Linked DNA regions of Homo sapiens: region 1 is linked to region 2. Evidence: read pairs that join two places in POLR2A ChIA-PET (ENCODE). Cell type or tissue: PC-9. All regions are shown on one strand. Links, peaks and the distances in the headings refer to the core of each region. The heading gives the core; the rest is flanking DNA.

Evidence for each region. ChIA-PET counts read pairs that join two places held together with the same protein. Peaks named below come from ENCODE experiments on the same cell type or tissue, not always from the same donor. Only the 100,000 strongest peaks of a DNase experiment are listed, where the experiment ranks them.
Region 1: POLR2A ChIA-PET joins it to region 2 with 7 read pairs; 1 of 35 experiments calls an interaction of 5 or more read pairs at or near these places.

What each region holds. Positions count from the first base shown.
Region 1 is chr5:142,055,222-142,067,833 of GRCh38, forward strand. No RefSeq gene overlaps it. Among named protein-coding and RNA genes, the nearest start is that of NDFIP1, 47 kb to the right of the region's middle. In PC-9, for the core only: no CTCF peak of the experiment used is centred there; DNase peaks (open chromatin) are centred at 2,640 and 3,230; H3K27ac peaks cover 2,937 bases.
Region 2 is chr5:141,704,594-141,721,171 of GRCh38, forward strand. It overlaps LOC124901092 (a long non-coding RNA gene), which reads right to left and starts at 16,215. Exons shown (of 2, transcript XR_007058973.1): 1 at 249-16,215. It overlaps LOC124901093 (a long non-coding RNA gene), which reads left to right and starts at 1,208. Exons shown (of 3, transcript XR_007058974.1): 1 at 1,208-1,284; 2 at 2,932-3,073; 3 at 12,045-12,129. In PC-9, for the core only: no CTCF peak of the experiment used is centred there; DNase peaks (open chromatin) are centred at 9,158, 9,458, 10,488, 11,598 and 2 weaker places; H3K4me3 peaks cover 2,603 bases; H3K27ac peaks cover 4,875 bases.

The sequences.
Region 1 (12,612 bases), core at 809-5,808, 340 kb after region 2:
AACAAAAGGGGCACCCAAAGAAACAAGAGAGGGAGGGAAGGGAGGGGTTGGGGGGTGGAGTGGGGGGGGGAGAGAGAGAGAGGGAGAGAGAAATTTACCCTGAAGTCTTTGTTCCTATAACTCCCCCTTAAAGTCTATAAGCTACCCCATTATCCTTCTAGCTACATAAGTAAATAAATTCTCTTTTTGCTTCAGACCACTTGGATTTGAGAGAGTCCTGATTAATTGTCTCTCCAGGAGGCTCTTCTTGAACTGCAAATGTGTTATCTAGAAGGGATGACACATGGAATCAGTAATGTTGATGAGCTTTTCATATAAGCTGTGAATAGTACATAGAACAGATAAGTTTTGACAAGGAAGATAAAGTAAGGGCATTGCTAGAGAAATCAGGCATTGTAGAGAAGGGCAGAACCCCTGAACACTGCTGGTAGAAATGTAGAGTGGCGCAGCCACTGTAGAAAAGAGTCTGGCAGTTCCCCAAAAGATTATACATATGTTACCATATGCCCAGCAATTCTACTCCTAGGTGTATACTCAAGAGAACGGAAAACATATTTTCTTTAATTTTTTTTTTTTTTTGTAGGGCTGGGGCTCTTGCTGTGTTGCCCAGGCTGGTCTCAAAAGCCTGGGTTTAAGCGATCCTTCCACCTCGGTCTCCCAAAGTGCTGGGATTACAGGTATAAGCCACAGCATCTACCCTGGAAACATATTTTCATACAAAAACCTGTGCATAAATGTTCACAGCAACATTACGTATAATAGCCAAAACAGTAGAAACAATCCAATTGCTCATCAGTGAATGAATGTATAAACAAAATATGGTTTATCCATACAACAGAATGTTATTCAGCAATAAAAAGGAATGAAGTTTTGATACATGCCATGACACAGATGAACTTTAAGAATATCATGCTAAGCAAAAGAAGCCAGTAACAAAAGGCAACAAATTGCATGATTCCATGTATATGACATGTCTAGAATGGGCAAATCCATAGAGACAGAAAGTAGATTAGTGGTTGCTGGGGCTAGAGAGAGAGAGGAATGGAGAGTAGCTGCTAATGGATATACAGTTTCTTTTGGGACATTAAAATGTTCTGGAATTAGATAGTAGTGATGGTTGTACAATCTTGTGAATATACTAAAAAACAGTGGCATGTATACTTGAAAAGGATGAATTTTGGGTACATGAGTTACATCTAATCCAACTCTTTTTTTTTTTTTTTTTTTTTTTTTTTGAGACAGGGTTCAACTCTGTTGCCCTGGCTGGAGTGCAGTGTTGCAATCACAGCTCACTGTAGCCTCAATCTCCTGGGCTCAAGTGATCCTCCCACCTCAGCCTCCTGGATAACTGGGACTACAGGCATGTGCCACCATGCCCAGCTAATTTTTCTATTTTTGTAGAGACAGAGTTTCACCATTTTGCCCAGGCTGGTCTTGAACTCCTGAATGCAAGTGATCCGCCCGCCTCAGCCTCCCAAAGTGCTGGGATTATAGGCGTGAGCCACGGAGCCTGGCCTAATTCAATTTTTTTTTTTTTTAAGTATCATTGCTCTTCTTATTCTGATCATTCCCTTTTTTATATCACAGTATCCAGAGTACATTTTGTGGTTTGACTCTGATTCTCCTTTAGACATCCCTCCCCCAGCCCCACTTCCACACTTAGTCCTCCAAAATACTTAGAATCTTTGGGACACTGCCTGGTATGAATAAGATCTGGGGCTAATTTCCCTTTCAAAGGAGCTGGACCCTTTTTTACTCGCTCAGCTATTTTGCTGGGGGTAAAGGACCGGTCTTATCAACTCAAAAGGGACAGGCAGCAGTGGACTGAAACTAATCCACAATTTTGTTTAAATTTACTTGTCAAAAGCAGAAATATTCAATTTCATGGATACTCCCAATTCCCTGCACTGGGAGCAGACTTCCAGGAAGCAATTATGTAGTATAAAACGTAATGGGCAACAGGGGGTGCCTGGTGAATTATTCATAATCTGATAATGATTTTAACCCATTTTTAACATGACCTGCTATTGGTGTTAGCTTCTGGAAAGTTCTCAAAGTAAACAACACAGAGGTTTTCTTTAGTTATGTTTATATAACCATAAACCTCCTGCCTCTCCCTGAAACTACCTGAATAATTAAAATCAAAAGAGGCCTGGGGACCCTTTTCCTGCCCAAGTCTACAAGGCAGAGGTAAAGGCTGCTTTACGGCCTTCATCTAGCACAGCCATCACTGCTCACTGCAGCCTTCTCAGGGAGGTTGGTGTGGCATCATGCCCAGCATAGTGCCTGGCACCAAGAAGGCACACAATACTCATCTGTTTTTGATTGCTGAATGAATGAATGAATGAATGAATGATAGAAAGAATGAGATATTTGTGCTAAGGAAGAGTTGGGCCAGTCGTTTTGCTGCTTACCAGCTGATCTGAGCAAATGTCTTGCCCTCAATTTCTTTATCTACAAAATGAAGACAATAATACCTGCCCTGCTGAGTTACTGGAAGAATTTGAGAAGATAAATGCTCAATAAGCAATAGATGTTATTATGGTCTCTCTTTCTAATAGCAGCCCTATAACTTCCCCACATTTGATTAACTATGAGTCAGCAGAAGCTTACTTAGGAGCCAAAGTTTCCCCAACCTGGCTGTGTATCTGAAACACCTGGGGAGGTTTGTAAGACATAAATTTGCAGGTTTTTCCTCCAGGGATTCTGATTCAGTATGGATTCAGTAGGGTGGGGCCAGAGAATGTATTTTTTTAGTTTTGTTTTTAAAATTAAGGTAAAATTGCAAACCATGAAATGCAAAAATCTTCAGAGTATAACTGGATGAATTTAAACAAATGTATACACTTGCATGTCCAACACCCCAATGAAATATAGAACATTTCCGTGACCCCAGAAGATTTCCCCTTCTGCTCAACCCCTATCCTGCATAGACAACCACTGTTCTGATTTCTGACACCACAGAGTACTTTTGCCTGTTCTTTAAAGTAGTATTAATGGAATCATACAATATGCATTCTTTTCTGTTCACAGTTTCACTTACATCAAAAAAAAAAAAAAGAAAAAAATCATTTTTCTATGTGCCTGGTTTCTTTTGCTTCTCTTATGTTTCTGGGAATCAGCCATGTTGCTGCGTGTGTCATATCAACAGTACAGTCCTTGTTACTGCCAAATCATATTCAGCTATCTGGCTATTTCTCAATTTGTTTATCTCTTCATCTATATGGGCCTTTGAGGTTTGTTTCAGGCTATCATGAATAAAGCTACTATAAATATGTTTTCATTTATCATGAGTAAATACCTAGGAGTGGCTGGGCGCAGTGGCTCATGCCTGTAATCCCAGCACTTTGGGAGGCCGAGGCGGGTGAATCACCTGAGGTCAGGAGTTCGAGCCCAGCCTGACTAACATGGTGAAATCCTGTCTCTACTAAAAATACAAAAATTAGCTGGGTGTGGTGGCAGGCACCTGTAATCCCAGATACTCAAGAGACTGAAGGAATTCTGTGGTGCTTCCAAGGGAAAGTGGGCAGGGCCCAGGAGACTCCTCAGACTCAGGAAATGGGAAAATGGGAGTCAGAGTTAGGTCCCATACCTGTGATGGGAGACAAAAAGTTGTCAAAATACAACCATTTTATTCCAAGGGTCATGCTGGCTGTTGGCTCAGGAATTATATATATATACACACACACACATATATATATACACACACACATATACATATTTTTTTTCCTTTTTTCTTTCTGAAATTGCATTTCCTTTTGGGACTATTACAATTTCTCAGTAGGGGAGAAGACATTGGGTAATCAAAGTGATGCTGTGGTCCAGTATTTCCCAAAGGGTGATACAGGATGGTTTCAGAGGTTATAGAGATAAATATGATTAAAAGTAAGTGTTATAAGCTGGGCGTGGTGGCTCACGCCTGTAATCCTAGCACTTCGGGAGGCTGAGGCAGGCAGATCACTTGAGGTCAAGAGTTCAAGACAAGCCTGGCCAACATGATGAAACCCTGTCTCTACTAAAAATACAAAAAAATTAGCCAGGCATGGTGACACGTGACTGTAATCCCAGTTACTCAGGAGGCTGAGGCTGGAGAATCACTTGAACCCAGGAGGCAGAGGTTGCAGTGAACCAAGATTGTGCCACTGCACTCCAGCCTGGGTGACAGAATGAGACTCTGTCTCCTAAAATAAAAAAGTGTTCTAGTACATAGTGGTAAAAATAAAACTAGTACATTAAATATGTGATTTCTTGGACATACTGCCTGGCATGAAGCCAAGTTGAAAAGCGAATTCAATTTTCAGAAGCATACTAAGTATATAAAAAATACAGGTGACACCCAGGTATGACAAAAATTATGATGGTGGATATGAGTGGCTGAGATGATAGAAAATTACACCAGTCAAACCATGCATTTAACAGATGAGGAATCTGAGGCCCTGCCATGCAAGAGACTTACTCAAGGTCAGACCTCATCAGGGCTAAAAACAGATGACAAAATTCCCTGGTTCCTGGCCCAGTGCTTACTCCAATATGCCTGCTACTGCCCTCTTGTGAGAAGGGGAAGAGATCTCAACACCCATGCAGCCTAGCCCCTAGATTCAAAGTCAAATGCATTTTCAGAAATAGCCTGCAGTTTGCTTAGAGTTAATAAGGTAGAAGGAGATTTCTAAGGAATGAACACCAAGATCTTGGTAATTCTCTTCATATGAATTCTCTGGGGGAGCAAAGTGTGCATCTGGGTTCCTACCACTGCCTCCCATCCCTCCAGAAGACTGCAAATGGCCCCTCGGACAAAGCCAGCAGACCCATGCTTGAGTGCCCCGGGCAGAGCGTCTACCCCTGCATAGGCCCTGGGAGGCCACATAGAGGGCCTTGATTGTTCATAGAAACCACTTCAAGCAGCTGGAAAGGTGTAAGGGCACACCTTCTCAGATGCCTGTCTCAAATTCTTTTTCTTTTCTTTTTTTAAAAATTATTATTTTTTTAGAGTTGGGGGTCTTACTGTGTTGGCTAGGCTGGTCTTGAACTCCTGGGCTCAAGTGATCCTTGCCCTTGATCTCCCAAAGTGCTGGGCTTATAGGCGTGAACCATCATGCCCAGCCTCAGATGCCTGTCATCTTTGAATCTTTATGGATCCAATAGGGAGACTCAGAGGAGATGACTCTTAGAATTTTAGCATTTTCAGATCCCATAGCTCTGAGAGGCAAAAGGGTAGGCTCTGGAAATGCAAGCATGCACTTGAACTTCTTCAGCTGGAAAATAGAACCCACAATGGGAGTGACTCTCTCCATGTTTCATAAGTCTTTCTCTTCTCCCATCTGTGTCTCTTGCTGAGGTGTCCCCCACCTCTACAGTCTGGGAGCCATTCATTCTTCCTTTGTGTTACTGTCAGGGTTTGGGCTGGTATGTAGCTTGTTGAACCCATCCCTCAAAGGAAGGCTAAGGGATCTGAGCATGCAGCACTGATCTAACCCCAAAGGATATATAGTGAGTTATACCACATACAAGTTTTTCCCAATCAACCTTACAAAAGCTCAGCATTGAGGGGAGCAGCCCTTTATCCTGGGGCCACATCAGGATATATGAACTCTCCCACTCCCACTCCTGTCCTTGCCATGGTTTGCATGTGTCTCCCCAAAAAGCATTGTATTGGAAACTTAATCCACGGTGCCACAGTGTTGGGAGATGGGGCCTAATGGGAGATGTTTAGGTCATGAAGGCTCCACCCCCATGAATGAATGAATGCCAATTATAAAAGGGCTTGAGGCTGCAAGTTCCATCTCTTGCTCTTTGGCTCTCTCCCACACTTTCTTGCTTTCCACCTTTTGCCATGGGAACAAGAAGGCCTTTGCTACACTCAGGACCCTTGACCTTGGACTTCCCAGAACAGTAGAAATAAACCTATGTTCTTTATAAATTACTCAATCTTAAGTATTCTATTGTAGTAGCACACAACAGACTAAGATAGGAGACATAGTAAAATATAACACATCTAAGTTTCCCCAATCAACCTTACAAGAGGGGGAAAGCACTTTATTGAATATTGAGTGGGACAGCACTTTATCCTGGGGCCACATCAGAGTGCATGTGTGAACCCTGCTCCATCCCACCTCCTGTGTTTGCTGTGGTCTTTGGGAATAGGACCCCTAAGAATTTGAGAGCAGATAAATTTTAAAAAATAACTACAGCTCCAAAGCTTCTCCTGTCCTTTGGAGGCTCACAATGAAGATTCCTTTGTTTAGCAAAGCACTTAATGTATTTTGAGACTATGCCAAGGTAGGCTCAGGAGTTTGATTTGGATGGAAGCTGAAAACTGAATACTTCTGCATTAGAAAGTAACAAGGAATTTCAGGGTGCACCCTGGGGGAGAAGTCAATGAGCAAACAATGCAACATCCTTAGTCTGAGCCCTGGAAGACTGAGAAATGATTCTGTTGGAGCATAAGTTGGTCTTGTGAGCTATGGGATGTTCCCCATCTGTCACCCCCAGACCTTCAGTAAAACCTGCTGTATACAGTAGCCTGGTGTTGGTGGTGACTTGGGGTCATGCATGAAGTGAGTGGGACTCACTTGAGGTCAACCTCAAAGACTGACCTTAAGAGTCGGGACTGAGGCTGGGTGCAGTGGCTCACACCTGTAATTCCGACACTTTGGGAGGCTATGGTGGGAGGATGGCTTGAGCCCAGGAGTTCAAGACCAGGCTGGACAAGGTGATGTGACCCTGTTTCTACAAAAAAAAAAAAAAAAAAAAAAAAAAAGCCAGGCATGGTGGTGCATGCCTGTAGTCACAGCTACTCCGGAGACTGAGGTGGGAGGATCACTTGAGCCTAGGAGTTCAAGGCTGCAGTGAGCTATGATCCCGCCACTGCACTCCAGTCTGGGCAACAGAGCAAGACTCTATCCCCACAAAAATTTTGTTTTAATTTTTAATTTTAATTTTTTGCATGTTCTCACTTATTTTTGGGATCTAAAAATCAAAACAAACTCATGGACATAGTAGGTAGTAGGGGGAAGGCGGGGGTTGGGTAATGGGTACAAAAATAGAAAGAATGAATAAGACATACTATTTGATAGCACAACAGGGTGACTCTAGTCAATAATATAAATTTTTAAAAATTATATATTTATTTATTTATTTATTTTAAAGAGTTGGGACTGAGCTGGAGCATAGGCCATAAGATTGCCTCTCAGGAGCAGAAGTGAGACTGTGAAAGTAAGAAAGCAGGGGTAGGGCTGGGTGGGATGAGGTGAGGGAGTGAAGGGCACATACCTAGGGGAGTTTCACTTTGCAAGGGTGTTCTAGATGCTGGGATTGTCTGCCTTCTGCAACCACAGAGGGCTAGCCAGAAACCAGGGAGCCTCCTTGTCTGTACTCTGATCCCATCCTTGGGCTTAGTTGATTAGTCCAGGTATGGGAACCTCTGACCTGGGCCATTAAGCCTCTTCCCTTGGTTTCTGTCTCTTAGACTTCAAGAATGCTTGAGGTCAGGCTGTCTCCCATGACTGAGGCAGTGAAAGGTAAAATTCATAGGATCTGTCCACAGCCATGCTTTCTGTCATGTGGGAAAAGCTAGCCGGGCATGGTGGCTCAAGCCTGTAATCTCAGCACTTTGGGAGGCCGAGGTGGGTGGATCACCTGAGGTCAGGAGTTCGAGACCAACTCAGCCAACATGGTGAAACCCTGTCTCTACCAAAAATATAAAAATTAGCCAGGTGTGGCAGCGGGCGCCTATAGTCCCAGCTACTTTGGGAGGCTGAGGCAGGAGAATCGCTTGAACCCGGGAGGTGGAGGTTGCAGTGACCCGAAATCATGCCGTTGCACTCCAGCCTGGGTGACAGAGTAAGACTCTGTGTCAAAAATAGTAATAATAGTAATAAAATTTAAAAATTAAAAGAAAAGAAAAGCTGCTGCAAGGAGAGGAAAGGAAGCTGACGTCTGAGAGGGATGCAGAGAGAAGAGACGATAACTGAGTCTTGGTGACTTTCAGGCCTCAGAGCTCCAGCTGCAGCTCTGCCCAGAGCACCCTTTTCCCTAAGCTGCTGAACTTTGGTCTCTGCCACTTGCATCCAAAGTGCCCAATGGACACCAAGCACCTCCTCCTCACCCCCTTCATCTGGTGAACCCCTCTGGCTGGAAGTGGGGAGCTTGAGTGAGGACAGAAGCAAGTGTCCATCCCAGAATTGGGGTCCCTCATTTCTTTCTCTTCACCGTGCTTAACATGATCCAAAATTACATGTATTTACTTAATTGCTTACGTGTTTACATTGATCACCCCTGCACCCCCCAAAAATGTAAAGTTCCATTTTGTCTTGTTTAACTTGGTATCCCTAGTGCCTGGCACATCATAGGTGCTCATGAGTCATTGAATGAACAAATGAATGTACAAAGAAGATGGCTTGAAATCAGACCACTGAGACCCCCAACGAGGTCACAATTGCAGGAGAAACATCTCAGTGCCAGGCACTGAGCCTGGGATGTTTGAAATTTCTGTGCCCAAGCTGTGTGCCCTTTGGGGCGTGTGTGTATGCTGGGTACAAGGCCAGATACACAATCAATGCTATAGAAACCACAGATAAAGGGCCAGGGAGCTGAGTGTGACAATGGGCTGTTGGGAGAAGTTCCATGCAGATTACAAAGGGTTCAGAAAGGACAGGGGCATTGAAAGGCAGCTGTAATTAGAAAGCATAGGCATTCAAAGCTGCCTGGAGGTCAGAGGGGCTGGGCTGGCAGGCTGGGGAGATCGGGCAGGAAATGGGCACGGAAGCCCTGCAGTTCAGGGCTGACATAATTGGACAGAGAGCGGCAGCCAGTTACCATGGTAACAGCCAATCCGAGTGGCCGCGTATGTGGCAAGGAGTCAAGGTTTCTAAAGAAGGGGCTAAAAATGCTGCCTTTGTTCCCACTTTGAGCGAGTTGCCATCAGATCCCTGTGGGGGTGACGTGGCATGGGGACAGAGCCAACAACTGCTAGCCACCATGGCTGGGAGGGAGCCACGTGAGGACCCAGGGGACTGGCTGGGGCTGGGGAAGCTAAATATGTCATTCCATGGAGCTGGCTGTGCCTCCCAACATAAAGCAGCGGCCAATGGCCTGGGATTCAGAGTCTGAGAGTCCAGGGCTCAGATTGCAGCGTGGCCTCTTAGCAGCTATGTGACCTCAGTTTCCTTACATACAAAATGGGACTACTAACACCTTTTTCGCAGGGCGGTTGTAAGGATGGAGAGAAGTGATGCATGTCACACATTCACTTAGTGAGTGGTAGATGCTGTTGTTGTTATTCTGACAGACAACAACAGCAGCTCCTCCAAAAGGCTCTTAGCTTCTGGGGAGTAAAAGGCAGGTTTTGCTTCTTCAGGAGTTTCTTTAGGGGTACCAAAAAGGCAGTTGATAGAAACTAAAAAACTCCAGGAGGTGACCAGCTAGACTAACCAAGTGGTATTTAAAAAGAAAACATTCTTTAGGCAGGCTTGAGAGCTGTGAGATATCAGAGAATCCTGCTCCTTTGTTCTTTTGTCCAATTTGTGGGCCTGGACAGGACACAAAGACAAGGCCATCCCTCCCCTCTCCTTCCACAGTGCGGAGAGAAAGCAGAGAAGATCCTGACATGAGTGCTTCCTGAGACTTTTTTTTTTAATTTTTTTTTTTTTTTTTTTTTTTGAGACAGAGTCTCTCTCTGTCCCTCAAGCTGGAGTGCAGTGGCGCGATCTTGACTCACTGCAACCTCCACTTCCTGGGTTCAAGCAATTCTCCTGCCTCAGCCTCCCAGGTAGCTGGGATTACAGGTGCAGGCTGCCACGCCCAGCTAATTTTTTGTATTTTTAGTAAAGACGGGGTTTCATTATTTTGGCCAGGCCAGTCTCGAACTCCTGACCTCAGGTGATCCACCTGCCTCGGCCTCCCAAAGTGCCGGGATTACAGGCGTAAGCCACCACGCCCGGCCTTTTTTTTTTTCTTTAACTTTTAAGTTCAAGGGTGCATGTGCTGGTTTGTTGCATAGGTAAACATGTGTCATGGGGGTTTGTTGTTCAGATTATTTCATCACCCAGGTATTAAGCCTAGTACCTGTTAGTTATTTTTCCAGATCCTCTTCTTAAGATTTTCAAGTGAGGAAGTGAAATGAGGGTGGAAAGGCAGAGGAGGGTGCTTTGCTTAGAGACCAGGACAGGTCAGAGACAGGGCATAGGCACAGCTGTGGACTGACCACCCCCTGCCTCCCCAGCCAGAAGTGCCGGGAAATGCAGACATCCCTATTTGGACTCTGGTGCAGTCCTCTGTTGCTATGGCAACTCAGGGGCTCTGTGGTTGGTGGAAGAAGGCAGTGGCTGTGTGGAAATCGGCATTGGAGGCAGCAGCTGTGCCCTTTTGCTCCAGCAGTCTGGGTATTTCTGATGGGGGCAGGGTGGGGATACTCCCTCTGCCATCTCAGGAAGCCACACAGGAGACCCCTGGACTCCACGGCCAATGCCTCTGGCTCAGATCAGCTCCCACCCAGACTCCCTCACAGGGAGGAACCAGGCTTCTGTATGGAGTGGCAATTCCCTTGGCACCCCTACCTTGAGTATCTCCTCAGACCATATATTCCCCTGGGATTTCCTCTTCATTTTCCTCATTGATTCATTCATTCATTTGTTCATTCATTCAGCAAGTATATACCGCACAAAATGCTGGGCCAGAGCAGTGAAAAAGACAGACGAGGCTCCTGCCTTCAGGGAGCCTCCAGTTTAGTTGGGGAGAACACAGCACACAAATAAGTAGAAAGAGAGAGAGACTCAGATGCTAATAAACAGGCGACATGATCCAGAGAAATTAAGGCTGGACTGATTTAGAATGAATGGTCAGGAAAGGTCTTTCTGAAGTTGAGAAGGAGCTACAGGTGTTGGGAGTGGTCCAAGGAAGAGCAAGTGCAAAGGCTCAGAGCGGCGGGCCATGGCATTAGGGGCAGAGAAATGAGGGGGTCAGGGGCAGCAGCAGAAGCCAGGGCTGGAGAAAGGCGGGCTGGGATAAGCAGAGCCTTGTCATGGAGTCTGGTTTTCACTCTGAAGGCAATAGGAAGCACTGGTTGCCTTTAAGCACAAGAGGGGAGTGATCCCACTGATGCTTTTAAATGCTCCCTCTGCTAGCCTAGGGGACAATGGACTTCCTGCAGGAAGGCAAGAGTTGAAGCAGGGGACCCATGAGGAAACCACTGCGCTGGCCCAGGTGAGAGCTGAAGGGCTGCCTGTGCTGGTATGGATGGAGACAGAGGATTTGCAGGTAAGCCCAGCAGGACTTGCTGAGGGACCGAGGGTGGAGGACAAGGAAAAGGGGACTCAAGGATGACTCCCAGAGTCTGATTGAAACTTGGGTGAGTGGAGGTGCCATCTGTGAAGGGAGGGATGATAGCAGAGGCGGGGGAGAAATTGCACTGCATCTCAGCTCTGTTGGCCTGGATGACACATTCAAGTTATCCAAGAGCATCTTTCATTTTCACCATGAAATCCCTGAGAACTGAAGCATTTTATAAGCAACATTTCTAAAGTGTTAAGTCGAAAGGAAGCTTTCTTACAACACACTAACAGGGAAGAAAGTAATTATGTTAAAAGCTAACTGTTGGATGTCCTAGGTTGGTGGCACAACTCACTTAGGGCAATACCTGCTCTTTTGTAAGATAAACACCTTGATGGGTCATTTTCCGGTGTGGAAGGTGAGATCCTCTTGGACATGATGTGAACTAACTTACTACCTGCCAATCTCTGTGTTCACTGTTTTCAATACATTCTAATTTAACCTCTGTTTTTTATATATTATAATAATAATAATTGTTATTATTATTGTTATTACAGGTGTGAGCCACTGCACCCAGCCAAGAGGAAAATGTCTAAATAAATTATAGTATGTCCATACAATAAAATAGTAATGTGATCATTGTAGAGAATGAAATAGATCTATATACTTTAAGTGGGATTATGTCTAAAACAAAATGTTAAATGAAAAAAGCAAGTTGTAGAGTACACAGAATATGGTCTCATGTAGGAAAACAACAAAAATGACCTCTCCATTAAAAAAATAGTCTCAAGGCTGGGAGCGGTGGCTCGTGCCTATAATCCCAGAACTTTGGGAGGCCAACGCAGGCGGATTGCTTGAGCTTAGGAGTTCGAGACTAGCCTGGGTGACATGGGGAAACCCCATCTGTACACTTGATCTTATCCAAAAGGCCAAGAAGCATTGGGAATCCCATCTCTAAAAAATATTAGCTGGGCATGGTAGCATGCACCTGTGATCCCAGGTGCTTGGGAGGCTGTGGCGGGAGGATTGCTTGAGCCTGAAAGGCGAAGGTTGCAGTGAGCCTGCACTCCAGCCTGGGTGACAGAGTGAGACTGCCTCTCAAAAATAAATAAATAAATAAAAATAAAAAATAAAAAAGTCTCAAAACACACAAAATATCAAATGGCTACAGTGCGTACTTTTTTTTTTTTCTTTTTTGAGTCGCCCAGGCTGGAGTGCAGTGGCGCTATCTCTGCTCACTGCAACCTCCGCCACACAGGTTCAAGCAATTCTCCTGCCTCAGTCTCTCAAGTAGCTGGGATTACAGGCATGCGCCACCACTCCTGGTTAATTTTTGTATTTTTAGTA
Region 2 (16,578 bases), core at 7,011-12,010:
GATGAAGCCATGGTGTGGGGAGGGTGAGAGGTGAGGAGGAGGCTCAGATCATGAAGGACCTTATAATCCATGGTAAGGGGTTTGTACAAACCTAAGAACAATGGGGAATTGATGGAGTGACAAAATCATATTTGCAGTCATCCCTGGCATCCTTCCTGACGCCTTTCTTTCACACCCCACATGCAGTTCATCAGAAAACATTGTCAGCTCTACCTTCATAACTCATTCAGCATCAAACCACTTCTTACCACTTCCATAGACTCTACCCTGGTCCGAGCTATTATCATCTCTTCCCTGTGTTACTGCAATGGCTTCCTAACTAGTCTTCCCACTTCTACCCTTGTGCCCTTACTGTTTGTTCTTCACACAGTGGGTGGAGAGGTCCTGTTAAAATGTAAGCCAATTAAAATTATTGTGTCATGCCTCTGCTCAACCCCTCCACTGGTGCAGCATCTCACTCAGGGTCAAAGCCAAAGTCTTTATAATGGCCTATAGACCCTGCAAGGTGTGGCCTTCTGCCAGATCTCTCCCTCTTCTCATACTCCTCCAGCCTTACTGGTCTCTGTGCACTTTCTCAAACATGAACTTGCCAAGTGCCATCCCACCTCAGGATTTTACACTTGCTGTTCCATCTGCCTGGAATAACTCCAGGTATCAGCAAGCCTCACTCCCTCACTTCTTTCAGATGTCTGCTCAATGAGGGCTTTTCTCCCTACCTTATATAATAGCAAGCCTATATCCTGCCACAGGATATACTCCCTGACTCCCTCCTCTGCTTTCTTTCTTTCCATAGCAATGATCACTGTCTAATACTATACATTTACTTGACTACTTATTATTGACCCCTCACCTCCCCACTGGAATATAAGCCCCACGAGGGCAATAGTTTTATTCATTGCTGTACCCCCAGCATCTTGAACAGTGCCTGGCACAGAATAGGCTCTCAAAAACTATTAGTTCAGTGAATGAATGTGTATGCATCAGAAAAAGACCACTGTGATGCAATGTACAGAATGAATGGGGTAGGGTGGGGCAATAGCAGAGGCTGGGAGGGAGACCTTTGCAATCTTCCAGAGCAGGGATGATGTCATCACATATGGGCCAAGGTGGTAGAACTGGAGAGGAGTGAGTGGTCTGGAGAGAAATTTCGGTTTCATCTGCAGGGTAGGGGCTGTAAAAGAAAGGAGGAGGTGAAGAATGATAGAGATGCCCAAGTTTTTGGCTTAGACATCTTGGTGGACAGTGGTGCCAATTATTGAGATGGTGAAAGGGGAACAGGCTGAGGTGAGGAGTTATTGATGTGAGCATCTCTGAGCCTTGGTTGCCTTATCTGTGGAATGTAGAAGATGACCTCTGCCCTGCCTACTTTCTGGGATGGTTATAGAGACAGAGAGAGGTAAAAGAAATGGGATCCCTTTGTATGAGTGCCCGGTGGGTTCCCAGATGTAAAGCAAAATTATTACTATTATTACTATTAAAGTCAACTCGGGGAGATCTGACAGAGAGGTAAAATGAGAACCTGCAGCAGAATCTAATCAAATGCCAGCCTGGGTGGAAGCAAATGCCAGGAAGCACGATTTAGTCGATATATGCAGTGGGTGGTCAGGAAGGGGAAAGAACAATGTGACCTAAGCTGTCAGAGGCCATGTGGAGGTGGGAGGGGGTACTCAGCTGGATTCTGGAGTGACAGAGGGGGAACCAGAGCAAAGGTTGGGGTTTGGTCAGAGGTTCACAAGCAGAGAAGCCGTGGGGTAGCTTGGGGATCTGGGGGTAGGCAGAGAACCCTGGGCACAGGATGAATGATGGTCACCACCACAGACTTCCTTTTCCTATCTCCACCTACCAAATGAGAAAACAGTGGTAATTCTCAACTGGTAATTCAATCCAGGAGAATGGGCAGAAACCATCAGAGCATGGCCAGTGGGGATCTGCCTCTGCTGTGTCATCCAGCCAGTTTTGCTCATGCCCATACTTGGTGCTGAGTAGAATGGGAAATATGGAAATACACTCTCTAATGTTCATCAGGCACCTACTAAGTGCCAAGGAGTCATGTGAACTTGTAGACTTGGTTCCTGCCCTCTGAGAGTTCAGGGTCAAGTAGGGAGACAAGCATTCAATAAATACTTTGCAGAAGCCCTGAGGTAGGTACTGTCATCCTTGTTTTGCAGATGAGAGGCTCACAGATGTTAAGGTCATCTGTGGTAGAACCGAGATTTGAACCCAGGTAGTTTGTCTCTAAAACTGTAACCACTGACGACACTGCCCATGGTCAGAGAGTCTGTGATCCTTGGCTTACACGTGGCAGGGACAGACTTGTACTATTCTGTCACCAGAGCCCTGGAGGGGTCAACAGGAAGAACTTGGGAAACTGGAGGGAACTAAAGGAGCCCCACAGAGCGAAAAAGGATCTTAGAGGCCAACTTGCAGACATGGCTATTTATTTTTTTACAAATATTTATTTCATTTCTTCTATATTCCAGGTACTGTGTGAGATAGTGATAGGTAGAAGATTCATTTATTGATTCACTCAGCAACTATTGAGCACCTACTATGTGCCAGACACTATGCTAAGCTGTGGGGTTACAAGAGAAACCAAACAGACAAAACCCTTGCCCTCATTGAGCTTATGATCTAATGGGAAGACAGAAAATAAACAAGATAAATAAGTTTAAATATATATATGTAGTATGATAGATAGTGATAAGTGCTAAGAAGGATAAAAAAGGAATTATGTGAAGTTGAAATTTTAGACAAGGTAGCCAAGGAAGGCCTCAGTGACATGAGGTGAGAAGGGCAGGCCAGGCTCAAGTCATGTAAGGCATTGCTGGTCCTTGTAAAAAATACATAGCTTTATATTTTTAAAAATCTAAAACACTATGGGAGGCCAGCAGAATTTTTCCCTTTTGTTTTTGTGTGCATGATTTTATGTAGGAGTTCCCTGGAGACCAATGCTCATGGAAGAGGGGCAGGAGGCAGGAATGGGCAGAGGGAGAAGATGAGCACAGGCCCGGCAGTGGCCTTGGCCGGCTGGATGAGGAACTCCAGTGCTGGACACGCCTCTTCTAGAGCTGTCGTGAGTTGGGCTGATGGCTCATCCTTCATCTCCCCCATCAGTCAGTGCTTGGGTGTAGAGACCCACGCAAGTGGCATGACCTTGGATGAGGCAGTTCTTTGCAGTTGATGCAATCCCGGAGGGGCTTAGAGCTGGAGGCTATTTCCCAACAGCAAGCCAGTACCAGGGGCAACGAGCCCTTCTCTGAACAGGGGCCTGGGCGGCTGTTCATACTGTCCATCCCATGTATCTAGGCCTTTCTTTTTCAGCCTATGATAGTGTTTATTCAGTGGAAGTTTTTAACCATAAATGATATAATCTGATTCACATATAATTTTTTAAAACAATCACTCCAGTTTCTGTGTGTGGAGAATAGACTGGGGTGGGGGCAGGGTGAGGTGGGGAGACCAGTTTGAGGCTGAGGCGTGTGGAAGTCCCAACAGGAGCCCCTGGGAAGCAGAGGAAGGACAGGCTCCTTGAGGCTCGGTCGGGCCCTGGGCCTGTGCCCAGTGACCCTTCTCCCACAACAGAATAGCAAACACAGCGACCAGTCCGCACCTTTCAACCTGGGTGCGGTCCCAAGGTCATCCTGCATCTGGAGCCACAGAGGTGGTGGTGGTGGAAGATTAAGTCCTCAGAAGGTCAAGTGAGCTTGTGGCCAGGCGTAAGTTCCTTTAGAGTCAGGAACCTCAGCTCTGTGGACCCGTTTCCCAGCATCTGCATTTCCCCCTTCTTTCCCCTTTTTTCTTCCCTCTGTTTGGTTGATACGTTTCCTTTAAAAAATCTTACCTTATCTTAGCAGAACTGAGAGGAAAGGAGGTGTGCCTGCACTGGTGAAGGCTGGCTGGCACACTGTTTCCCCACTCCCCATCCCATCCCCCGGGCCAAGCATGGGGGTGTCGGGAACCTGTCCCAGCCAAGAGGAGGAGCAGATGGGCAAACCAGGAAAGAGAAGTTAAGGCCACTGAACCTCCTGCCTGGAGTGGACCTGTCCTTCAGGAAAGGAGTTGAGGGATGGGAGGGCTGGAAGTTTCCTTGGGCAGCCATTGGCAAGATAACAGGGTTGATCTGGTTTCTGGTTTCTGCTCAGATGCGTGATGCGTAGTCCCTAGCCTGGGAAAGTCCTAGCTAACAGATAGACCCAGGCAGCAACTTTTCTACCCTCACCAAATGGACAAGCAAGCTGCTTGTCTCACCCTCAGTAGTACCAGCGAAAGTCAAAGCTATGTAGGGTGGAACAGATCCCTCCAAAGAAACTGGACCCAGTGCAGGACCTGGTGCATTTGTGAACTCTTGCACTTGCTGTTCATTCTGGGAATGTTTTCCCCAGCTCCTGCATGGCTGGCTTGCTCATCTTCGTTCACGTATCAGTTCAAATCTCAGGCCCTCTGGCCACTCTGTCTAAAATAGTCCTCCCACTCCCTCCCCATCACCTCACCTGTTTGGTTTTGTCTCCCTAATAAGCACATATCACCATCTGAAATGATATCTTTTACTGGCTTATTTCTTGTATGCTTCCTCGGGCTGGATTGGAAGCTCCATGAGGCCGGGCCCCTTGCCTGTCTTGTTCATCTCTGTATCTTCAATGTCTAAAATAGTGCCTGGTAGGCACTTACTACATTGTGAAATGAAGGAATTAAGTGTCGTCTTCTCCCTCATCCCTCAAAACGTCAAGGATAAAATCAACCCTGTGAGCATATAAATGGCCATAGAGGGACAGTCCCTCCAAAGAGGTTGGGCGCAACCCTAAGATCCCAGGCCATGAGCCCAGAGTGGGAGTGTGTGTGTGCGCGCACACGTGCACGTGTAGTGTGCGTGCATGTTTTGTGTGTATGTGTCATTGTGCATGTTGTGTGTGTGTGTTTTTTGATGAGAAGAGAGAAAACCATTCACTCCAAGCTGAGGTTCCTGCTGCACTAAATACAGGGACTCCCAAAGTCTGATCAAAGGCCAGCTTCTTTTAGGGAGCGGGAAAGGAACAGGGGAAGGAGAGAGGGCTTCTGAAAGTGACCCCTAGGGCTCTGCAGGCCTTTGCAAGGCCTTAGGCTGTCAGCTGGGGGTGCCCACCCAAGTATGACCACATCATCCCCACAATTTCCAGACCCTCTGAACCCTGGCTGCCCCTCCTCCCAGAAAAGTGTCAATGTGAAGAAGGGGAATTTGCTCTATCAAGTGTGACCCAGGGTTGGTGATGAATACCAGAGATGGTAGGATCAGCTAGAATAACATGTCACACGGTGGGCTGCGTCCAGGAATGCTGGATTGGGTAACTGGCAAATTGAAAGGCTGCTTCATACTATAATGGTTAAAGAAAAAGGGAATTATCTCATGCCTTTCTTTTCGTCTATCAAGGTGTCAGCATATGCTAATTACCTGGCAAAGGCTTCAACGAGAAGAGGAAGAACAACTATTATATTTCTGAGGAAAGATTTATCTTGCGTTATTGGCGCCAGTTGGAGGAGGAGGTGGGGGTGGTAGGGGGTCAGAGAGGCAAAGTGAGAACTGTTTTTTGACTTGAATGGAATAGAAAATGCCTTTGAACTGAGGTTTTTCTCCTAAGATTAGAAATAATAAGCCTTGTTGGGAGAGGCTTTGCTCTGAGCCTGTGGGCAGAAGAGGGGGCAGCATGGGTGGAGGACTCTAGCATCCTAGGAGGTTGTGGGAAGGGGTCAGGCTGGGCAGTCGACTGGGCAGGGCACGTAGAACTCCTCCATTCATCCATGGATTGTATTAAGGAGGCTGTATAGGATGCGTGTTCAGAAGCACAGGCTTAGAGTCAGGCAACCCTGGGTTTTGAATCCTGGCCCCACTACCTCCTAGCTGTGGTCTATGGCACATTGCTCTATGTTTCAGAGCCTCAGTTTCCTCATCTGTGGGGAAAATAATACCTACTTTATATTGGTTACTGTCTTAGCTAAATGGTATCATGTGAAAGAGATTTTCAGTGTAGCTCCATAAGCAAGAGCACCGGTGGATATTATTACTCAGCATATGTTTTCTGAGCACCTACTGCAGTTCAAGCACTAGGGAAACAGGTTAATAAGTCAGATAGGGCTCTGCCCTCCAGGAACTTATCACAAAATGGAGGGCCTGAATCTCCTTTGGTTCCCTCAGAGATCCCAGAAAGTGAAGAAAAGGGGTACAGGGAACAGGGAAGGGCCCTCAAGCTTTACATGAGGCTGTGCTTCCCCCATTATAATGATAATAACAGTGAACTGGATGCTTGATACACATGAACTCGAAGTGGAGATTTGGTGGGTAAGTGTTGAAGGCTAAAGGATCACCCCAGGAAGGAGCTTGGAGGTGTCAGAGCTTAACAGGATTGAGTTTGCAAGAGACAGGCGAGGGGCTGGTCAGGATCCAAGCTGTGGAGACCAACACTGGGGGTCTAGTACCTCCAAGGGGGTCTGTCCTCAGGAATGGAAGGTCCTGGGGCCAGATGGACTGACTCCCATGAGTTGACCCCAATGCCAATGTCAAATTTCAGCTGTCCCAGGCCCCTCCATTCAGGATCAGCAGCTGTGAGCAAGTGAGCTGGAGAGGCAGCCTGACATGGTGGCAAGTGTGCAGCCAATGGTGCAGAGATCTGAGTTCAAATCCTATTCCTCATACTTATCAAATGGTGGACTTGGGTCACTTCCTAACCTCTCTGTGCCTCTGTTAAATACAGAAAATGAACTCTAACTGTGGGGTTGTTGGGCGGACTAAAAACAAGGCATTCGAAGCACCTGGTGCACAGTAGACGTTCCCAAATGGTAGAGGTGATTACTAAAATTGGCCATCCTTGCCAACTATGTCTGATTCACTGCTGGCCCCAACCCCTGTGGCCTGGAGAGGCATTTACTGCTCTGGGGATGGCAGAGGAAGGAATGGGGGTGGCACCAGGTGGGTTGTGTGGCAGGCAGAGACTTTGAGCAGGTAATGGCTGTCACAGACCAGCAAATCACAGGTGTCGGGAACAACAGGAGTTACGCTCAGACTCCAAAGAACAAACACGCAGCACAAGACGTTTTGCCAAAGCAAAGCTGTTTTGATCGTTCCCGGATGTGACATGTATCGCATGAGGAAAGAGAGCCTCTTGCACTGAGGCTGCCTAATGGACAGCCGGCAGCTCCAAGCAGAGTGGCACTGGGCAAGGTGAGGATGAGGGTGGAGCACCCTCCTCATACTGCTGGCCTCTCCATCACCGCAGGCAAGGCTTCATAGCAGAAGCACTCTTGCCTGTGGAGTGAGGGAGGCTCACTATTCCCAATACCTCCAGATCCAGCCCTGGCCTCCACCTCTGCAGCCCCAGCCTGCATCACTCCTGGAACCCAGGCTCTGTGCCAGTCTAATTGAACTTCAAAACTTTGCCAAATGCGCCAGGCTCTGTCTGGCCTCCAGGCCTTTGCATATGCTATTCTCTCTGCCTTGGATTCGCCTCCCACCCACCTGGCTAGTAATGGCAAATGCCTACTTAATAACAAAAATAAAAGCAGCTTACATTTATTGAGCACTTACTCTGGGTTAAGTACTTACCCAATTTTATCTTATTTAGTCCTCACAACAACCTACAAGGTAAAAATACTGATAGTTGACATGCAGTAGATCCCTAGTATTGGCCAGCCACTGTTTTTTTTTTTTTTTTTTTGAGACGGAGTCTTGCTCTGTCGCCCAGGCTGGAGTGCAGTGGCGCGATCTCGGCTCACTGCAAGCTCCGCCTCCCGGGTGCACGCCACTCTCCTGCCTCAGCCTCCCGAGTAGCTGGGACTACAGGTGCCCGCCACCACACCCGGCTAATTTTTTGTATTTTTAGTAGAGATGGGGTTTCACCGTGTTAGCCAGGATGGTCTCAACCTCCTGACCTCATGGTCTGCCTGCCTTGGCCTCCCAAAGTGCTGGGATTACAGGTGTGAGCCACCGCACCTGGCCTCCAAGTGCTTTCTATGTATTAACTCATTTATCTCCCAACCTTACGGGGTTATTATTATTATTATTATTATTATTTGAGAGGGAGTTTTGCTCTTGTTGCCCAGGCTGGAGTGCAATGGTGCGATCTCAGCTCACCGCAACCTCTGCCTCCCGGGTTCAAGCGATTCTCCTGCCTCAGCCTCCCAAGTAGCTGGGATTACAGACATGTGCCACCACGCCCGGCTAATTTTTGTATTCTTAGTAGGACAAGTTTTCACCATGTTGGCCAAGCTGGTCTCAAACTCCTGACCTCAGGTGATCCACCTGCCTTGGCCTCCCAAAGTGCTGGGATTATAGGCATGAGCCATGGCGCCCAGCCTAAGTTGCTATTACTATGCTTATTTTACACATGAGGAAACTGAGGCACAAAGAGGTCAAGGAACTTGTCCAAGATCACGAGCTTGAAGTGGCAGAGCCCAGGTTCCAGCTCAGGTTACCTGACTCCAGACCTGGAATTCATAACTGCTGCACCATCTGCCCCTGTATATCCTTTAGAATTCAGCCCAAGGGCCACCTCTCCCCCAGAGGCCTTCTCTTTTCCCTGATTGGGTCAGGAGCTTCCAGCCTTCATCTTGTGAAGTCTGCTTGTCTGTCCCCTAGGCTGGAAATTCCCAACAGCAGGGACTGTCTGCCTGGTTCAGCACTATATCCTCAAAGTCTAATACAGTGCCTGGCAGCTAGCAGGGGCTCCACATAGGCTGAAAGCCTGCAAGAATCCTGCTGGAGCACATTCCCGCCCTAGCTTCACCTTTTCAATCACAAAGACTGTAATACCCCATCATATATGGTAACTGGGGTTGAAAAAATTCAATCACATAAAATCTGGGTTTTGATTTTTATATAGTTAGTGAGAAGCGATGCTTTTTTTCTATTATACTTTAAGTTTTAGGATACACGTGTACAACGTGCAGGTTTGTTACATATGTATACCTGTGCCATGTTGGTGTGCTGCACCCACTAACTCGTCATTTAACATTAGGTATATCTCCTAATGCTATCCCTCCCCCCTCCCCCCACCCGAAGCAATGCTTTTTCATCCATCTGAATTGGCACATAAAGCCAAGATAGTAAGGCATGCTGTACACCACTGACCCTATGCTGAACTGAGGAAATTCCAGATAATCACAGGGCATTCACTTCCTGACACTCCCATTCCCTTTTGAGAAATGGAACTGGCTGTAGGACAGGAGCTCTTTGCAGCCCTTGCTCATGCTGTATTAAATTTGTGTTTCCTGTGGGGAGCATTAGGAAGAGCATTGCCACACCCGCTTTGTGCCCAATCTTGGCCACATGCTCCGAAGGTCAAGGAGCCAACAGAGTAGCTGAGAGTCAGAGGGGCCTGGAGAGCGTGAGGGGCTCTGGTCTCACTCCACACATAGTTTCTGTTCTTAAGCCATCATAACACTGTTGCCTGAGCAAACTCTTGCACCACGTGTTCACCTTCCCACTGCCAAGGGTCACTCTTGTTGACTAATTCTTTTTGAGATGATGCAGAGATAACAAGCTCTGCCTTGGGAGGGGCTGTCAAAGAAATGAAAGAGATGGACAGCTCAGAGGAGAGTAAGAGTCCCGAGGGCGGGCAGGTCCAGGCAGGCTCCTTGGAGGAGGTGGCATTTGGTCTGGCCTCTGCGCCCTGCTGGCCTTTCCCCTGTGGTTATAGAGAACACAGAAATGCCATGTGAGCCTCAGCCTAGATTTCCCTTTGAGCCAATGACAATTTGGGGAGAGGTTATGGCAGCCTCCAGGAGATGAGAAGTGAGTCCTTATCACTGAACCACTACCCCCTCAGGTGTGCAGCCTGCCCAACCCTAGCTGAGAGGTGTGGGAGCCTTACTTTCCTCACCAATAAAATGTAGATAATGATAATACCTTCCTCCCAGGCCTGTGGTGAAGATCAAATGAGAGAATGCAGGGAAAATCATCTTATATGCTATAAAAGGCTCTGACAAATGCTCATTATTTCTTCCTATTCTTCTCCTGGAATTTATCAAACACTTTATAGGCCCTGGAGGTATTTTTTTGACTCCATTCTGCATGGCTTTCTCTGGCCATGCTTCTCCTGTCTTCTCCTGCTGTACTTTAAGGGAGGCAGGATAGTGCAGTGGTTAAGGAGGGAAGAGCAGGCTGGCCTGGGTTTGAATCCTGGCTCCTCCTTTGCCTAGAGGAATGCATGACTCAGGGCAAGCCACACCACCTTTCAGAGCTCCCTTGGCTCTCTCCTGTTTATCCTGTTTAAAATGGGTATAAAAATTGAACTTAACTCATAGATTGATGTGAGGACTAAATGAGATATTTTGTGAACAGTTCTTAATACTGTGCCTGCTGAGTACTTAATAAATGTCTGCTGTGTTGTTTTTTATTCTCTCTGGTAGGTAGAAATCTACCATTTTTGAGTAGTAGGACCACTGAAAAGAGACCTCAGGCACAATTTTTACAGGCTTCCTTGTCTCCACACTCAGGAAACGGGTAGATCAAGAAGCAGATTAGGTGCTCATTCATGCAGCAAGCAGTTTTTGAGTGCCTACTCTGTGCCAGGTACTCCTAGAGCAATAGGATGATGAAATTACAGTCCCCATCACTGGGGAGCCATGCTGCAGTGAAGAAGATGTTTATTGATTCACTCACTCACTCACTCTCATTCATTTGGTCAATTATCACCCATTTGCCAGGGTCTCCACATGCAGGTTCTGTGCTGGGCTCTGAAGCACAGAGCTGGGAACAGGGCAGGGAGCCTACTGCAGAGGTCAGGCTGGAGTCCCTTGAGGCCTCAACCTCTTTCTGATGTGTCTTCCCACTTCCTGTCACTTGGCCTCAGTCTCTCCATCTGAATGTCAAGGGGTCACTTGAGCTGGTCTCCAAGCTCCTGGCCCACACCAACATTCCAGATTTCTCAGCTAGGATGGACAAATGCTGAGTGACACCCCCATCCCTGCTCCCAGCCCACACACTCACTTGAAGCGCCAGCATCGATCGGCTTGGAGCTCATTAGCGGCCGCGCAGCCGTTGCTGCATGTCACAGGCTCTTAAAGTCTCCATTACCAAGGCCCCTTGCTCCTCTGTATTTTTAGCCCGCACCAGGAGGAGACGGCTGGCGTCTCCTGCAGTTATACACGTCAGGTTCTGCGGTTTCGACAACTTCTCAGGCCTCTGGGCACCTGGAGGTGGGGGCCCCCAGATCTGCTCCTGGAAGAGAAGCTGGTGGGAGGTGTGAGGGCCAGGGGTGGGACCAGGTGTCCTCTCTCCTGCAATCCCCCAGTCCCTTCTTGTGGGATACCGCCTCCCAGGTATGACAGAGCACAGGGACCCCCACAATTTCCTGGCTATTCTGGGACGTAGGAGGATAAACAGCTCTCTCGATGACACTGGACTGAGAGCAGGTGATGCCAACTTGAGAACAAAACCCAGGCCACTTGGACATCCCCAAGGATCAGCCACCATCTCTGGCTGCAGACAGGTAGAGCAAAACGCACAGAAGCCACCCAGCAGCGTGCTGACATCCAATACTGTGAAAGCAGGTTTCTTCTGCCTGCAGGAGACAGAGCAAGCTCGTGCAGCCAGCCCAGCTTGCAAGAGCCTGGGTTCCTTTGGCATTGATAAGAACTGTAGCTCACAGGCCCCAGAATGTGGGAGAAAGAATGTGTTTCCTGGTGAGAGACACCAGGAAGGATGAGGCAGGCCACAGCTTGCCTGGGAGAGGTAGGAGGTGCAACATGGAGGGGGATGGGGAGGAATCCCAACATGGGGAGAGGGGAAGTCCTCAGTCCTGAGATGGGAATGGGGCTGTTCCCATATTGGGAGCACCAAAGCCTGGACTTCCAGGAAGAATAAAAGCCTCAGTCAAGGACATAATTTAAATTTCTCTATTCCCCAACAGCCTTATACCCTAAGACTTGCTAATAAAATAATAGTAGTGAACAATTATTAGTCTGTTACTCTAAGCCAGTTACTTAGTGTACTAAGTGAGGTCCTTATATTTCCTGATCATCTTACCGATTCTTCACTTTAAGGGAGGAACTATTTTATTCTTCTTCTCATCTTATAGATGAGGACTGTGACGCTCAGAGAGGCTAAGCAACTCACCCAAAGTCACACAGCTGGAAAGTGCCAAACATATGCAGAATTTCAATCCAGAGTCCAGGCTCGTCCTACACCATGTATGTAGCCTTCAGATGCCAAGGGAAGAAATGAAGTAAGTTCTCACTCAACAGTGACATTTTACTGATAATGCAGCAGGAAGAACATCATTTTGGAAGGTTCTGTGTCTATGCCAGATGTGGTTCTGACAAATCCCACTTTTCCTCTGGGCCTCAATAAGGAGATAGATTGAGGCGTGGATGGATCAAAGCCATATTATACATCTGTTCTGAGCTTCCATCTGAATCTGAAAAAATGTTAAATAATAATAATAATAGCAAATATTCCTGGAATATTTACTCTGGGCCAGGTATATTATATGTGTTGTTTTATTTAATCTTCATACCTCCCCTGTGAAGTATTATCCGTAAACAGATGAGGGAATGAAGCTCAGAAAGGCTGGGCAATCTGCCTAAAGCCACACAGCTAACAACGAGGTGAGGCTGGAATTAGAAATGTGGCTTGCTCTGTCTTAACCACTTCTCTTTTCTGCCTTCTGAGGGTTCAGTGCTGGAACACCTAAATGTTTTGAGAAGGAGGAGCTTCAGGTGTCTTCTGTCAGAGCTGGAGGGGGGCCAGGGGCGGAGCCTATGTGATCTGCTGGAAGCACTCAGTTTTCTGTTATTTGGGTGAGAGTAGTGGCTTCCTTATTTTCAGGCTCAGGACACTGGCCTCCCTTTACACCACCCTATTCCATGCCATCTGTTATTGACACCCCACTTACCTTAAGGTGCTGAGAGCTTTCCAAACACAGAATAGCTCCTGAAGGAGGAGGAGGGGGAGAACCTGCAACACTTTTGCTCCTCCCAGAGGGTCCTGGAGGGGCAATGAGAGTGACACCTGACACAGGAACCTGGGGGTTTCCAAGCTTAGCCACCATCTATAAATTCACCAGATACTTATTGTCTGGTTATTCGGTGTCAGGCACCTTTCCAGGGCAGGGCTGCCATACAGAGTTGCATGCTGCACAACCTTCTGGAGGTGCCAATCATATTGTAGACACTGTACATGACATGACTGGGTGCTGGGAATGTCGTGGTAAGCAAGACCAACCTGACCCCTGGTCTCACAGAGGATGGAGTCCCACAGAGGCCTCAGTCAGGCAAGGCAGGAATGACCTTACAGTATGGCCAGGGTGGTGATGGGGGAGGAACAGGGGCTGTTGGGACTTGCAGGAGAGGCCCCAAGACTATATTTGGCAAGTCAAAGAAGGCTTCCTGGAAGAAGTGACGTCTAAACTAAGGCTTGAAGGATAAATAGAAGCAGGCTGCTTAAGGGGGAGTGTTCCAGGCAGGAGAAGCATGAGCAATTAATTATAATCCAAGGTGATACAGGCTGTAACATCAACATGAACACAGAGCTGTGGGAGCCTTTATTCATTCTATCAGTCGTTTACTCATTAAGGAGATGGGGAATAGTTATGCCCGGAAGCTGGAAAAGTTTCACCCAGGAGATAACCCTTGAACTGGGCCTTGGAGGATAAGTAAGGGTTTTCTGGGTTTAGAGGGGCAGAAGAAGGGGGAGAGAAGCATCTGAGGAGACAAAACCACATGAGCAAATGCATGCGGTTGGAGGTTTTAAGCATGGTGCCTGCACAAAGCAGAGGTTTAGGACACCTTTCCCAGGCTACTCTTGGTAGCTCTTTGTCTCTCAAACCTAAACTTGATATTTATTATTCACTTTTAACATGACCTCATTCGTTAATAAGGGTTCAGATAGGAATGTTGGATGTATGCATGCATGAGTGCAGGAATCAGTGGATGAGTGGAAAGACTAATAAATGCATGAATGAGGGAATGTATGAAAGAATGAATAATAATACTTAACATTTTATACATGCTTTCCATGTGCCAGGAATTGTTCTAAGTGTTTTTTATTTATTAAATCATTAAATCCTCACACAACCCTAGGAGGTAGGATTTATTATTATATGCATTTTACAAATGGAAAAAGTAAGGCATGCAAAGTTAAGTAATGCACACAGTGCCACACAGCTAGGAGGTGGAGTGCGGGGACAAGGGTTTGAACAGAGGCAGTTTGGCTCCAGAGGATGTTACAGCCTGGGTCCCAGGAACAAATGCTAGGAGTTGGGCAGTTCCGCATTTATCCAGATAACTCCTCTCTCACTCCGTAATGGTTTCTTGGCTAAGCCTCCTCCAGAAACGTGCTGCTTCCTTGGAGCAGACCTGGGTCCAGGCAGCCAGAGTCTGTCTGGGAACTGCCCTGGCTGGTGGGGACACACAATACCTGCAGCCCTCGCAGGGCAGCTGCAATGTGGTGAGGATGTGTTTCTCCTCCCCAGAAAAGGCTGGGTGAGAAAGTAGGGCCTTTAGCTTGCACAGTGGAGAGCATCCTTGCTCTGGGAGGGCCTCTCTGATCACTGAAAAAGAAGCTTGAAGTTTGCCTTGCAGTTGATTGTATTAGCATTTCAGAAGAATCCCCCTTCCTGGGAAGTGTATTAACGATTCACTCTGGCTGGTCTCTCACCCGGGGCAGCCTCTTCGTGAAGTGCCACAGATTTCCTAGAAATCCTCTGAGACATTTTGACATTCTGATTGTCACTGCCAATGTGGGCTGCGAAGGAATTAATTGACACAGATGAAACCCTCAATTTCCAAGGGCTGTGTAATAAAATAAAGGTTATTGTATGATTGCAGATTCCACCACTAATGAAAAAGGGCTAAAGACCATAATGACCATATGGCATGCTTAGTGAGTGGGGACTCACTTTGATTTTCACAGGCAACCATTCTGAACTTTAGGGAATATTAAGGGTGATAGTTATTATTTATCGAGAATTTATGATATGTTAGGTACTTTACTAAATGATCTATCTATATATTATGTATTCCAACTCTATGAATGAGATGTTATTTTCATCTCCATTTTACGGGTGAATAAACTGAGGCAGGGAGAGGTACAGTAAACATGGCTAGTAAGTTGGAGAGTAGAAATAGACAACCTTATGGCTGAAAGATATTCTATTTTCTTGAGGATGAAGGATGATTGAAATACCTGGGCAGGCAGGGTTAAGATATGGCTAAGCATAAGGAATTCTGGCTGGTAGAGTATTATAAGTGTCTGTACACACTTTCTAGACACTGAGAGAACACCACTGCCTTTTCTCTGAGACCACAGGAATCCCATCCATCCATCTACCCATTCATCCAAACAAAAGAGATTCACCCATTCATCATCCACCCACCCATAGATCCATTAATCTGCCCATCAATCCACTCATCAATTTATCTATCGTCCACCCATCCATTCATGCATCCATTCAGTTAGTCATATATTCATGTATTCACTTATTTATTCAACTCAGGGATGTCTCTGACTACCCCTCCCCAGCTTCTGTCATGGAGGTAGGTGCCCCCCTTTCCTATAAGTGCCTGCTATGACAGATGTAGCAGGTGGAGGAAAAGCAGCAGAAGAACAAGGTGCTGGGAGATACAGTACCACCTCCATAATTTGTAAAGAGTTCCTTTAACTTTCTCATCCCCAGTCTCCATATATGTAAAATGGGAATAATATTTGCAGGCTGTTGTGAATTTAAAGCAAGCAAATGTGTGATATGTTTTGGAAATATGAAAGTTCTGCATAAATTTATGTCTGTATCATCATTATCATCACTAGTGCAGTATGTACTCAAATCTATGACTCTCTTAAGTTTGAGAAGTCAGCATCTGTAAAATGAACCATTTCTGATTTTGTTTTAAAGAAATTCTTTAAAATTTATAAACATGAAATTCAGTAAAATAAAATTACTTTAAATCATGCAATTGTGCAGTTTTATAATAATCAGATCTATTTATTCCACATTCTCTTGAGGCTACAGGAAGTTTTGGAGATTAGGAGTTGGAAAGGGACTTGGTAAAAAGGGATACTTGATCATGAAACATCAGTCCTGTAATTCCTGGCTTAAGGGATAGCGCTCTCCAGAATAATATTACATATCAGGAAGACTGTTTAAGGCTTATTTCTTGTTGGTTATAAGAATAGGTGAGGGAAGGCCGGGCGCAGTGGCTCAGGCCTGTAATCCCAGCACTTTGGGAGGCCGAGGTGGGTGGATCACAAGGTCAGGAGATCGAGACCATCCTGGAGAACACGGTGAAAGCCCGTCTCTACTAAAAATACAAAAAAATTAGCTGGGTGTGGTGGCAGGCGCCTGTAGTCCCAGCTACTCGGGAGGCTGAGGCAGGAGAATGGCGTGAACCCAGACGGCAGAGCTTGCAGTGAGCAGACATTGCGCCACTGCACTCCAGCCTGGGTGACAGAGCGAGACTCCATCTCAAAAAAAAAAAAAAAAAAGGAATAGGTGAGGGAAGACTGTAAGGAAATATGTGCCTGAAAATCCAGGAAAAGATGAATAATCAGGCTACAAGATGAGCAGGAACTGCTGTAAATATAGGCTGTGTATCAGTCAGTGTGGGTTACATTAT